Regions from separate parts of the Homo sapiens genome. Here region 1 is linked to region 2. Evidence: chromatin contacts called from ENCODE Hi-C or POLR2A ChIA-PET data. All regions are on one chromosome and are shown on one strand. Each heading gives the region's core, a stretch centred on a gene start or an enhancer-like site at or near the end of the contact. The rest is flanking DNA. Distances are from core to core; before and after follow the strand shown.

Region 1 (2,810 bases), core at 199-2,698, 54 kb after region 2:
GGTCAAAGAGAGTAAAAGGAGACTAAGTGGGGTTTGAGAAGTTCTATTTTCCCTGCGGGTAACAGGAAAAAAAACAAAAAGCCACCGACACAGAGTCTCAGAAGTGACCATATAGAAGAAGCTGTCTTTATTAGGAAGGATGTCTCATTCAGTTTAGCATTAAAATAATCTGGCATCAGAATCTACATTTGAATAGTTCTCTACCATCTTCTAAATGCCTTTCTGGAGCTTTATTATCTCACTGAGTCCTCCCGATAGCCTTTTGGGGTAAATGTCATTATTTTGCCTATTTTTCAGAAAAAGAAACTGAGGTTTCCGTTGTGTTGAGGTTTTCAGAGTGGTTGAGTCACTTTTCCACAGCCCGTGTGTAGAGGGAGTCTGGATACAGAGATTTTGAAATCTTCTGGTAATAGATAGTACCCTAGAGAGAAATCTCCTTTCCCGTCACCCATCACCACCCCCTTAGAGGGCTGGTGTCTCATTGGTGGCCTCCCCATGGGAGGAGATGATGTGGTACCTCTGTCACCCTATCAATCAGTGCCTGGATGATGTGGTACCTCTGTCACCCTATCAGTGCCTGGAAGAGTACTCCAGTGAATGGAAAATAGTACTCATGCTACAGAAACTCGGCTTCACCCATAGTTTACCTCTACATCTCTCCTGTATATTTTCAGAAACTTACTTGGGGTTTCACAGACAGGATTTACAGTCAAGACCACCTGGGGTAGTCCCTGAAGGAGGAAAGGCTTGTCTGGATTAAAAGTGAGAATGCTCTCAAATCCCACCCTAGTGGCACACCTCATGGCAGGTGGAAGTGAGACAAGCTCTTCTCACCATGGCTTCCCTCCACCACCTCCTTTGTCAGAAGCTAAACAAGCCCTTCCAGCAAACGTTCTGGCTCTCAGAGGTTCTCTGCAGTTCCACAGATATCCTGGGCTGGGATCCAACAGGGGCCTGCTTAGTCATAGCCACAGGAGTCTTGGAACATAGCCCCCTTTTCAAAAAAGAAACCTCCTAAGTCTCCGGGGGGGTCTCAGTTTCCACAGATGCAGCTCAGCCCTTTGCCTTTAGGGTTTCTTTACTGTCCTGTTAAATTGCAAATTCCCCTAGGAGTCTATTTAAAGCTCTTATCAGCCTTTTCACTTTAAGATAAATACAATACATTTCAGTCTTTCCTGAGGGTCTGATGGGAAAATGAGAGGAGTCTGGACTGTGTACCTTCCCTACCAAAAGACAAATGAGTCTGGGAAGGGAGAGTGGAGAGGAGTAAAAGGCAACTGCACCTCCCACATGTTGAGGTTGCATCCTGGCTGCTGTGTGCGGCAGGTCTGCAGAGATATCCAGGAGGATGGCCCAGTCAGGGTTTTTGGTTTGCAAACAACCGAAAACTCACTGAGCTAAACTAAGCAGAAATGGGGCTTGTTAGAAGGCTACTGGCAAGAAGACTAGAGAACAGTTAGTCTGGGAAGCTGGGCACACAGCCAAGAACCCACCAAGGGGATGATCCAATTAGGAGCCAGTTCTGCAGTCACAGGAGGCCCCACGCCTCTGAAAACAGCCCTCCCTGCTGCTGCTGCTGCCTCCAGCCAGGACATAGTGCAGCAGAGAATTACCCCAAAAGAGGAAGGCCCGCGAGTGACAGGCAGCTCCCACCCATCTCACTCCCCACCTACTCCCTGCAAATGTCCCCTGCAGACAAGATACAGAGAGGAATGGCTGCCCTTAGCTCTGTCTAACAGAAGAAGCTTCACTGAATAAACGTTTTGCTCTCCTACCAGATCAGATGGATTCTATTATACAATATCCCAATTCCACTGTAAGACCATAGAGATGGTAGAGATTTTGTATCAGGCCGATTTGAGCTGAAATCCTGTCTAAGCCACTTACTGGCTGTTTGATCTTGGATAAATGATTTAACTAATCAAGCCCTCAGTTTTCTCACCCATTACGTAGGCCGTCCATAAGTAGGTATGTCAAATCTCACAAAGTAGTTTGGAGGTGTTTTTAAGGAAATAGAAATATCAAACAGCTGGCCCAGAGCAGGATTTTAATAAATGTGCTTGGCTTTCTCCTCCTTCTACCAAGTTTCCAAGTCATCATTGGCCCATTATCTCCAACTTGGGGCACAGTGAGCACTGGGCTTGGCAGTGGCAGGCGTGTCTTTGTTGAATGGAGGAAGATATACTGAGCCCACATCTGCATTTCTACAGCAGCAGGAGACTGGTATGTTAGATGTGGACCCAAATAGCACACAGGTAGGCCATATAACAACCTGATACACACATTGCCCGGGAGCCTGTGTGCTCCTGACTAACTCTGCCCATCCCCGCTAGCAGCCCCAACAGCTGAGGCACCCTGGTCCAAGTTCATGGCTCTGCAGAGCTGCCCATATAAAGCTGACCACGGAAAGGAAAAAAAGCAGAAACAAAGAAGAACAATGGACTTTTCCAGTCCAGTATTCATAACCATTTAGACCAAAGATGACATTTATATATTTTTAATTCAGAAAATATATTCTCTTCCCAAAGGAAAGAAATAGGGGGGTGCCTAGAGAAGACAGGAGGTGCCCTTTCACAGTCTCTTTACAGAATTAGAATCTGAGCACAGCACAAGCAAATACAACCTCAAATAAGGCCCCTCAAAGTCCTTCCTAGCTGGAACAAGTTTGGAGGGCAAGCTGTCCAAAACCGTCATCTTATACTTGTCTTAGAGTTGAAAATGTGGTCATTGAACTCCAGTACCAAGTTAGGTGACATATTTACACATCTGCAGTTTTTAACAACCATTCTGGCTTCAAATATTCTGTGTAG
Region 2 (2,700 bases), core at 40-2,539:
GCTGAACAAAGGAAGGAAGAAAGAAAGGAAAAGACGGAGGGAAAGGAAGAAAGAGAGATGGAAGGGAAGGAAAGAAGGGGAAGGGAAAGAGGGAGGGAAAGGAAGAAAGAGAGAAGGAAGGGAAGGGAAGAAGGGGTAGGGAAGGGGAAGGAAAAGGAAGGGAAGAGGAGGAGAGGCGAGAGGAGGGAAAGGGGAGGGAGGGGAAGGGAGGGTAACGGAAGGGAAGGGGAGAGGAGGGGAAAGGGAGGGGAAGGGAAGGGAGGGGAAGGGATGGAAAGGGAGGAAAGGGAGGAAAGGGGAAGGAAGTGAAGGGGAGAGGAGGGGAAAGGGAGGGGAAGGGAAGGGAGGGGAAGGGAAGGGAGGGGAAGGGAGGGGAAGGGAGGGAAGGGGAGGAAAGGGGAAGGAAGTGAAGGGGAGGGAAGGGGAGGGAAGTGAAGGGGAGGGAAGGGAAAGGGAAGGGAGGGAAGAGGAAAGAAGGGGAGAGGAGGGGAGGGGAGGGGAAAGGAAATGGGGAAGCAAAGCACCATAGCCCAAAGATAGAAGGAGTGGTATACAGTTGTGTCTGCATGGCCTGAAGTCTCTGAGCCTCTTCAGGATCTTCAGCCTCCTTCCCTCTAGTGTGAGATTCCACCACCCTCCCCCTCCCATAACATACACATACACGCACCAAAACCTTTGTTCCAGGCATCTCAAACAATTTGTATTTCCACCCAAACTCTATGCAGTTCCATTCCTCTGAGCTTTTACACAAACTCTTCTCTCTACCTTGAATGCCTACCCTACCCCATTTCCTACCAAGAGAATTCTCACTCAACTTTCAAGACCCAGTTTAAATGTCACACCCTTCAGGATGTCTATCCCTACCTCCTCAGATAGTTAGGGGGCTCCTCCTCGTCACCTGCAGAAGGCTTTACTGTACAGTATGTCACCATATGAGAAGGTAGAACATCTGTCACAATGCACTTAGGCCTATTTAGATGCATATCATCCCCAACAATACCACAGGCTCATGAAGGACAAATGCTGTATTTTATTCATCTTGGTGTTGAAAAAACTTGGAACTGTGGCTGTCGTATAAAAGATATCTAGTAAATATTTGCCAAATGAACAAATAGCAGACAGGCATCATGCCTCTGTGACACAGGTCATGGAAAGTTAACAGAAATTGTTCCTGTTTGCAGAAATATTTGCAAGTAGAAACATCAATGGTTTCACAAAATGTCTGTGTACCCAAGTTTCTGCCCCAAATCGGAAGCCATTTCAACTTGGCTCCTGCACAGGATGTGACTTCCTGCCCAGAGAGCTCCAAAGGCCCCTCGTGCTGCTTGGGCAGGATCCAAATCTCAACAGAGAATGCAACACGAAAGGCAGAGTATATATGTTACAGAGAGACAAACAGCAGATGTGCAGAGCAAGCCTTGGGGTCATGAGCAAAATAGGAAGACAGCAGTTTGCAGCATGTTTTCTAGGGATGCCAAACTCCGTAGAAACTACTGATCAGAATTGTGTTTGAAGTTAAATATGAGCATTTCCTGATGTCAAGTCTAGAAGTTTCTGTACACAAAACAAGCATCCTGCATGAAAGAGTCTGTCAACCCTAGCTCTGACCAGAAGGGACAAGGAGAGTATGAAGCACAGAAGATGATCCACCAAGCCTGGGAGAAGAGGCTAAGAAGTTGAGGAGTGCCAGTTTCTCCATGAACAGGAACAGGAGCTATTATTTATTTTTGCATATTTTTATGAATTTATGTTGAAGACAATGGGTAGAATTCCTGAATGTAGTTCCTGTCATTTGCAATAAGTCATTTTTTTGGGCCTTGTAAAGTCCAAAAGTAAAGATCTCCTCCAGGTCAGATCAAATATAGATAGAGCCTGTTGACCCCCCTGTGATGGTTAGGGCTTCTCACACTGAAAGCTGTGGGAGCTATAAAGAGAAAAAAGGCATCCCTGACCTTCAGTGTTAATGTGAATTAACCTTACTATACTGCTACTTAAAAATATACCAACATAAATCTGGGTATAAACTCTTCATGCTGACAGCTCTGATATAACTTGAAAAGTAACACAAACTCACAAATTAAATGAAAAACAAACCTTCAAAGGTCAATAAAATTCAAATCAACCACATTAAGCTAATAACACCAGTAATGTTATTTTGTTGAAACTAATTTGCAACACACATACCATGCTGACATTGTTAAGATGTTGGCATTTTTGAGTGTGGCATGCCTATGCTACCCCGTGCTGTGGGATGACTCAATTCTCCCACCACTTTCCTCAGTTTAATTTGGTGCTACACCTCCCTCCATTCATGCCAAGCTTCAAGATGTCACTTGCCCTTCATTGGAGGGAATACAACCATACATGTGAGCACTGAAATTGTACCTGCATACTAGCGATAACTTGGTCACCCCGTTGCTTCAATTATTGCATTAAATATATAATTTTAAGTCATATTTATAAGGTTAAGCTAAAATAAGATTATAAAATTTGCATCGAGATTCTGTGGATCCCAGTTTGAGAAACATGCTGTTAGACCAGCCATCACCCCTGAGAGCATTCCCCTATCTCTTTAACCAGTTTAATCAACGTTTGTGCCAAAGGAAAGAAAAACTCACCCCAGGACAATGCCAGTATTTAAAACACAGAGATAGATACTTTCACAACGGGTTGTCCTCTGTAAGTCATAGATGGAGGGAA

What was found. A loop is a pair of places that touch in the nucleus more often than their neighbours do. ChIA-PET counts read pairs that join two places held with the same protein, here RNA polymerase II (POLR2A). Pooled maps may share reads with other maps.
Region 1: a loop to region 2 is called in a pooled map, with 2.8 times the contacts of the local background. The contact joins two enhancer-like sites. A Hi-C loop is called at or near these places in 2 of 168 maps with a recorded cell type or tissue (CD14-positive monocyte and astrocyte of the cerebellum) and 1 of 50 pooled maps. POLR2A ChIA-PET finds 5 or more read pairs at or near these places in 1 of 52 experiments (SK-N-SH).

The regions. Positions count from the first base shown.
Region 1 is chr13:44,331,168-44,333,977 of GRCh38, forward strand. No RefSeq gene overlaps it. Among named protein-coding and RNA genes, the nearest start is that of SERP2, 41 kb to the right of the region's middle. RefSeq lists an enhancer at 1,606-2,105. Within about 2 kb of position 1,449, at least 16 of the 41 ENCODE cell types and tissues checked have a DNase peak (open chromatin) inside an H3K27ac peak, as active enhancers do.
Region 2 is chr13:44,277,107-44,279,806 of GRCh38, forward strand. No RefSeq gene overlaps it. Among named protein-coding and RNA genes, the nearest start is that of MIR8079, 82 kb to the left of the region's middle. Within about 2 kb of position 1,290, at least 3 of the 41 ENCODE cell types and tissues checked have a DNase peak (open chromatin) inside an H3K27ac peak, as active enhancers do.